Linked DNA regions of Homo sapiens: region 1 is linked to region 2. Evidence: chromatin contacts called from ENCODE Hi-C data. All regions are on one chromosome and are shown on one strand. Each heading gives the region's core, a stretch centred on a gene start or an enhancer-like site at or near the end of the contact. The rest is flanking DNA. Distances are from core to core; before and after follow the strand shown.

What was found. Hi-C counts contacts between places; a loop is a spot of excess contacts on that map. Pooled maps may share reads with other maps.
Region 1: a loop to region 2 is called in a pooled map, with 22 times the contacts of the local background. The contact joins the promoter of MCCC2 here to the promoter of CWC27 in region 2. A Hi-C loop is called at or near these places in 5 of 50 pooled maps.

The regions. Positions count from the first base shown.
Region 1 is chr5:71,585,852-71,589,153 of GRCh38, forward strand. It overlaps MCCC2 (methylcrotonyl-CoA carboxylase subunit 2), which reads left to right and starts at 1,489. Exons shown (of 17, transcript NM_022132.5): 1 at 1,489-1,703. The coding sequence starts at 1,575. RefSeq lists an enhancer at 1,148-1,934.
Region 2 is chr5:64,766,632-64,770,218 of GRCh38, forward strand. CWC27 (CWC27 spliceosome associated cyclophilin) reads left to right here and starts at 2,299. Exons shown (of 14, transcript NM_005869.4): 1 at 2,299-2,557. The coding sequence starts at 2,516. It overlaps SREK1IP1 (SREK1 interacting protein 1), which reads right to left and starts at 2,060. Exons shown (of 5, transcript NM_173829.4): 1 at 1,874-2,060. The coding sequence starts at 1,886. LOC124900985 (a long non-coding RNA gene) reads right to left here and starts at 1,865. Exons shown (of 4, transcript XR_007058787.1): 1 at 324-1,865. RefSeq lists enhancers at 1,344-2,070, 1,442-2,641, 1,793-1,882, 2,033-2,352, 2,071-2,795 and a silencer at 1,811-2,105.

The DNA.
Region 1 (3,302 bases), core at 239-2,738, 6.8 Mb after region 2:
CCCTTTACTCTGCCCCACTAAGCAACCAATGGAGTAGAAGTAGTAAGTGCTCAATAAATATGTGAATGAAAAACCTTAAGTTCAAGGCATTTTGTATAGAATGTTTTAATTTTTATGGGTATATTTGGAGTCCTTTATTTAAGACCACAGTGCTGATGTCCACAATCTGTCACTACATAGTGCCTGGTGTGGTGGCTCATGTCTGTAATCCCAGCACTTTGGGAGGCTGTGGCGGGCAGATCGCTTGAGTCCAGGAGTTCAAGACCAGCATAGCCAACATGGTGAAACCCCTACAAAAATAAAAAATTAGCCGGGCTTGGTGGCACAAACCTGTAGTCTCAGCTACTGGAAAGGCTGAGGTGGGAGGTCAAGGATTCAGCGAGCTGTGATCGTGCCACTGCATTGCAGCCTGGGCGACAGAGTGAGGCCCTGTCTCAAAAAATGAAATAAAGTAAAAAATAAAAATAACTACATAGCGAAAATAATCAGAAGAATGTTTAAGGTCTCCAGTGAAAGGACAACAGGCTTGTTGTGCTGTTCGCAAGCACGTGTTAGATGCGATTCACTCATGTTGTTGGTGTGTCACTGGGGGTTGTGACTGCAAGTTGTCCAGGTTCTTGGCATTGTGAACAAAGAATTGGACAAAACGCCCAGCAAAGCAAAGAAAGAACAAGGCAACGAAAGAACGAAAGCAGGGATTTACCGAAAACGAAAGTGCACTCCACAATGTGGGAGCGGACCGAGCAGAGCTCAAGGGCCCGGATATAGAATCTTCTTGGGTCCAAATACCCACTAGAAGTTTCCTATTGGCCATTTTATGCTCACCTCAAACCCGATTGGTTGCAAGAAGCAAGCAGTCAGAGGCTAGGGTGAAATTACAAAGTTATACTTCTATGCAAACGAAGACTGGACCCCCAATCAGTCTGATTGGTTGTGGACAGCAACCATTCAGAGGCTGGAGTTAAGGTTCAAACTTGGCAAAGCAAGCCTCCACCAGCAGTAAGTCTGATTTGTCGGGGACAGCCAATTTCCTATCTGCCCTGCGGAAAAGGTGGGGGGGTTTGCAAAGGGAGTAGCCTTTGGTCCTTTTGTTACTTAGGCATGGAAAGTTAGGGTTTTCCTTTCAGTTTAGCTCTAGGAAGTCAGCGTGAGACAGCCTTAGGTTCCCTGCTTCCAGACTTATTCTCCTGCCTTAGGTACAGTCACTATCGTGATATTATCTATCGCTGTGTCAACACAACACCAATCCAAGCCCAACCGCAGCTCTCTCACTGCCGCACCGCTTCGTGAGGGTCGATCCGCCGGGGAGACCTGCTCTCCTGCGCTCGGGACTAGACGCGACCTCGCGGGGCTGAGGCTCTGTCCCTTATTGGCTGGGTCAGGGGGCGTGGCGCGGCTTGACCAATCGCGGGCGGCGCGCTTAGGCACGTGTGTGGACAGGCCTGAGAATCAGAGAAACCTTCTCTGGGGCTGCAAGGACCTGAGCTCAGCTTCCGCCCCAGCCAGGGAAGCGGCAGGGGAAAGCACCGGCTCCAGGCCAGCGTGGGCCGCTCTCTCGCTCGGTGCCCGCCGCCATGTGGGCCGTCCTGAGGTTAGCCCTGCGGCCGTGTGCCCGCGCCTCTCCCGCCGGGCCGCGCGCCTATCACGGGGACTCGGTGGCCTCGCTGGGCACCCAGCCGGACTTGGGCTCTGCCCTCTACCAGGTAGGCTGAGCGCCCCGGTGGCCTGGCCGCCGGTGCCAGGCTAGGAAGCAAGTGGAGGAGGGGCACGCTTCAACAACTGCTGCTCTCTTGTCCGGAGCCCCAGTTGATTCTGTGACGCACGTGAAGTTTGAAGAAGAAAAGCCTAACAGATACAAGAAAGTTTAGTTCACTTTTAGAGCTGGCACTGTACTTTGTGTCTTTGAAATCAGTGGTTCTTAAAGCCTGGTTTAGAATTGCCACCTGGGGAGCTAGCTGAATAGCTGCCTGAGCCCTACTCTGGACCTTGTGGGTCTCAGGTGGAGTCGCTGTGTTTATATTGTTAGTGAACTCATTAGGGGACTTTTGGCAGCCAGCTTTGGGAACCACTGGCCTAGAGCAGCCCAACGAGGGGCGCTGTGCTTAGGAAATTTGAGTTTAAAAGTTGATTATGATGGCCGAGCCCAGTGGCTCACGCCTGTAATCCCAGCGCTTTGGGAGGCCCTGGCGGGTGGATTACCTGAGATCAGGAGTTCGAGAACAGCCTGGCCAACGTGGTGAAACCCCATCTCTACTAAGAATACAAAAATTAGCCGGGCATGGTGGCGCGCGCCTGTAATCCCAGCTACCTGGGAGGCTGAGGCAGGGGAATCGCTTGAACTTGGGAGGCGGAGGTTGCAGTGAGCTGAGATCGTGCCATTGCACTCCAGCCTTGGCAACAAGAGCGAACTCTGTCTCAAAAAAAAAAAAAAAAAAAAGTTGGTTATGTTAATAGAAAATATCCCACAGTATCTTTGAGTGGCTTTTCTTGGAATTAGGAGGCATCATAAGGCCAAAAAACTCAAAACTTGCGAAATATCAGAGCTGGAAAATTTCACTGTGTTCCCACGATTTCTAAGCCTATACAGATAACATCTAAATAGTGCAAACAACACACAATTGTTTGTCAGTCCAGAATGTTTAATTCAGAATTATTAAGTGGTTATTGTGGTCTAGGCACTATTTTAGATATTTGGCATGGATGCGTAGGAATGGAACTAATAATTTTGTAGGGAAGATGGACAAGAAAGCAGGTAACTGTGGTACAGTGTAAGAAGGGTTGTCTAAAGCTTGAGAAGGTGGTTACAGAAAGCTACCGATAGGAAGTAATGGGTGAGATGAATCTTGGGTAAGAGCTGGCCAAGTTCAGGGTGCAGGATGGAAGGTAAGACTGTATAAACCAAGAGAGTTACAAGAACATAGGTACTGAGTTATGAAAGTGTATATCTGGTGTGAGGACTTGAATTCCATGTCTAGGACATGGAATTCATTGAATAGTGTCTGGTGATGGGATTGATTGATTATGGGGCCAGATAGAGGAGGATCTTCCATGCAAAAGCCACATTTAGATTCCATTTGGCAGGTTGTCCATTAAAATATTTAAGTAGATAAGTGGCATGATCCTATGGATATGGTAGAATCATCAGTGTGGTGGCAATGTGGAGGATGGATTGATATAGGGAAAAGACTAGACCTAGGTGACAGTGGAGAGTTGAGTCTTGAGATGAAGGAGTCAAAGTTAGAGTTGTATGTAGGAGGGGGGCATAAATACCTGAGGAGCAAAGATTATAGAGTTAATAACTG
Region 2 (3,587 bases), core at 1,049-3,548:
TTGTCATGGCCTACAGGTCCTTAAAGAGCTGGAAACTACCTTGTAAGTTATCCTATACGATGGCAAAATGAATGAAGTACACAGTCTAGAGGAACCAGACTGACTTCTTGCTTTCCAGCTGTCTCATAATAGGCAAATTACTTGATTTCTTTGTCCCTCAGTGTCCTCATCTGTAAAATGGGAATATTAATACTCATTTCACAGTGCAGTTGTGAATATTAAATGAGATAGAATACAATGTTTGATATAGTATCTGACATATTTGACTTATAAATATTAGTCAATATTAGCTACAGTTACTATCTACTTAATTTCTCACTTACCTCCCATTTGTATTTGAGTTCTATCCACAGAAAACATCTTTCATTCTGACATATTTGACACATAAATATTAGTCAATATTAGCTACAGCTACTACCTCTGTACTTAATTTCTCACTTATCTCCCATCTGTATTTGAGTTCCATCCATAGAAAACATCTTTCATTTCCTCTTTTCACATATTTCCTCTTCCTTTACGTATCCAGTTCCTCCGACTGCAGTCTCCTCTCCCTTCAAGCCACCCCTCCTACAATTCAGATCTCCTCCTAAGTGCTACCTCCTTTGGAAAGTCCTTCTGCCCATCCTGTATGTGTTTGGTGCCCTTACTTTGTGCTAAGGTCTTGTATTTTCCTTGCCATGGCACTTGTCCCACTTTCTGTAAATTTCTCTCTCTTCACTGCTAAATTCTAAGTTCTGTGTGAAGCGTAACCATGTCTACCTTGCTCACCACTGTATTTCCAATGCCCAGTACCAGTGCCTGGCACACAGTAGGCTTAATAAAGAGTGTACATTTCCTCTCTCACAGCTCCAGATGTACTCCTCCGCAAACTTCAGTTAGTACAAAAGCACAGTGTTCCAATAACAGCTATCTGTAGAAGGAGGTTCAAAAAGGCTGCCACAGAATAAAGAACCTGGTCAAATAATACTGGGAAGTGCAGGTTTAAACAAAGTTAGGGTTCTGAACCATAGTAATTCTATAGTTCATAGTAATTCTATAGCAATTCATAGTATTCTATTCTAATAGAATAGAATCTTTTCTATTACTAAAGTGCGCTGGGAATTTCCAAGTTGGGAGGTGGGGTGGAGAAGTGTGTATTTCTGAAAATGTCTCCTGCAATCAGTGTTCTGCAGTGGCAAAGCTGGTTTGAGGAGATGCTTTCCGCTACTAGAACTTCCAAGTAAGCTGGTAGTTGAGGACGAGAAAATCTTTTAAGTAATTATTCTGCAGAGTTCACCGTTTTTAGGTCAGTAACTTCTGGACATAGAATTTGAGAGTTAGAAGAAATCTTATATATAATTCAACAAAGCTCCTTCTTTTTATAAGGAAACTGAGGCCCAGAAGCACAAAGCGACCAATCTATGGCCACGGAGCAGCTACATACAACAGGAAGAGCTAGGAGTAGAACCCGCACACCCGGTGGGTCCTAGCGACTTCTAAGACAAACGATGCCTCCGGTTACCTGGGTCGGCCAAGTGTTCCCACTTCAAGTTTTAGTTTTAAGCCATACCACAGTTAAGGTAGTTTTTCTCGGCCGCTTGCCCCCTTAGGCCTACAGTTACAGTCTCTCCCTCCTCCCTCCCTTCCACAATACACTTTCCCTGTAATCCCAAGCAGCTGGGGCTTGGCTCCTGGGGGGAAGATAGTTATTTTCTTTCCTTCAGAGTTTATGTTTGGAGTGTAAACTTTTTCATGTAAACAAAACAAACCTGTGAATTTTAAGGCCTCCGCCTAAATCCCCATGGGCGCTGCTCCGTACACGCCGCACCCTACCCTACCCTCCCTTGCGCTCCCTTCGGAGCTCGGACGCAGAGGCCCTGTAATTGCTCCTTACCTGGGACTGCCATGACGGTGGTAAGAGGGGTAACTCGAGCCTCTGGCTTTCGAAAAGGCGCTTGCTTCCCGCCAGCTGTGAGAACAAGGCACAGTCAAAGCGGCGTTTTCCTTCCCCCAGCGCAGCAGCACCCTCGCTACGGTCGGGAAGGGCCTGTACGCCTCTAGCGACGGCAGAACCAGTAGATGCGGATGCAGTTTCCGGACGAGTCATATTGCAGAAGACACATGGTCCGAACCATTACTGATAGTTTTGGAGGGGGAGTTAGTTTGATCTGCACACGAGAGTAGTGTAAACACCGCCAACACTTATGAAGTGTCCCTTCTAATATTGTAATACAAATAACATAAATAACATTAAGCTATGGTAACTTTACGGACTTTTCTCGTTCCCTGGAGTACATTGGAATAACCCTTCTCAGGGTTAGCGGTGCTCGGGTCCGGTAACAACATGGCGGCGTCCGTGAGGGGCTCCTTTGGGCAGGGGTAGTGTTTGGTGTCCCTGTCTTGCGTGATATTGACAAACTGAAGCTTTCCTGCACCACTGGACTTAAGGAAGAGTGTACTCGTAGGCGGACAGCTTTAGTGGCCGGCCGGCCGCTCTCATCCCCCGTAAGGAGCAGAGTCCTTTGTACTGACCAAGATGAGCAACATCTACATCCAGGAGCCTCCCACGAATGGGAAGGTGAGAGCCTCATCTAGGGAACTTGGGGTCCTGGGATCCCCAAAGTGAGATTTCCCGGATTTGGGGTGGGGAGTGGGTTTCAGGATCTCGTGGTAGGAAGAGACCACGAGAAGTGTTGTCTTTACTCCTGCATGTGGACAATGTTGCATCGAAACACTGATGTTGGTACTTTTCAGGATGTACTTGAAGAAGTCAAGTGGAGATTTCTCTACCTACCAGCATTCCGGTCCTATTTAATGCTTTAACCCAACTCATGCAGCCGATTTCTGGGGTCTTAGGTTTTTAAACAGACATTTTTGAGTTTGATATATTCTTTGCTTAACTAAGGTCATTCATTCTCCATTTCTTCTACAATCATTAATTGAACGCCTGCGAGGCACTGGGCACTGTACTAGGCGCCGGAGATACAAAGATGGATGGGTAAGGTAGTTGTTTTCCCGGAAAAGCTTATAGTTTAGTTTGTGAGACAGACAGGTAAACAAAAGCCTGTATGTCTGATAAGCGTGCTTGTGGAGAAGAGACCAGGTTGCTATGGCGGTACTGAGTAGTGAACAACTGGGGAAGTTAGGAAAAGCCTCATGGAAAAGATATCTTTTGAGCTGGTTTTAAAACCTGAGATGACTGTCAGTCAGAGAAAGTGGGAAATGGGGACTATTACCACATTAGAATGGGGAAAGGTTTCTCTGATTGATTTGATGGCTAATGTATGCCAATTCCCATCCAAGATGTTTGTATGCTGTACAAGGCAGAAGAGTCTGTTGTGGAATAAGTGTCACCTGAATTCTTAAATTGAGACCTAGCTTATATCACATATGAAATTTGATGAATCAGCATATTGGAGAAAATGAGATTGGAAGTATATAGTTGAATTAAGATAAGCTAAATTTACACAACATACCATCCTGTTTGTTACATGATTGCATCATAAATAATTTATACAGTCTTTTATTCATTGACATTTGATAATGTAATGAGAGCAATTTAAAAGTGAAACCAAAAATGCTGTAATTCCCAGCAAAAATGTAATGGA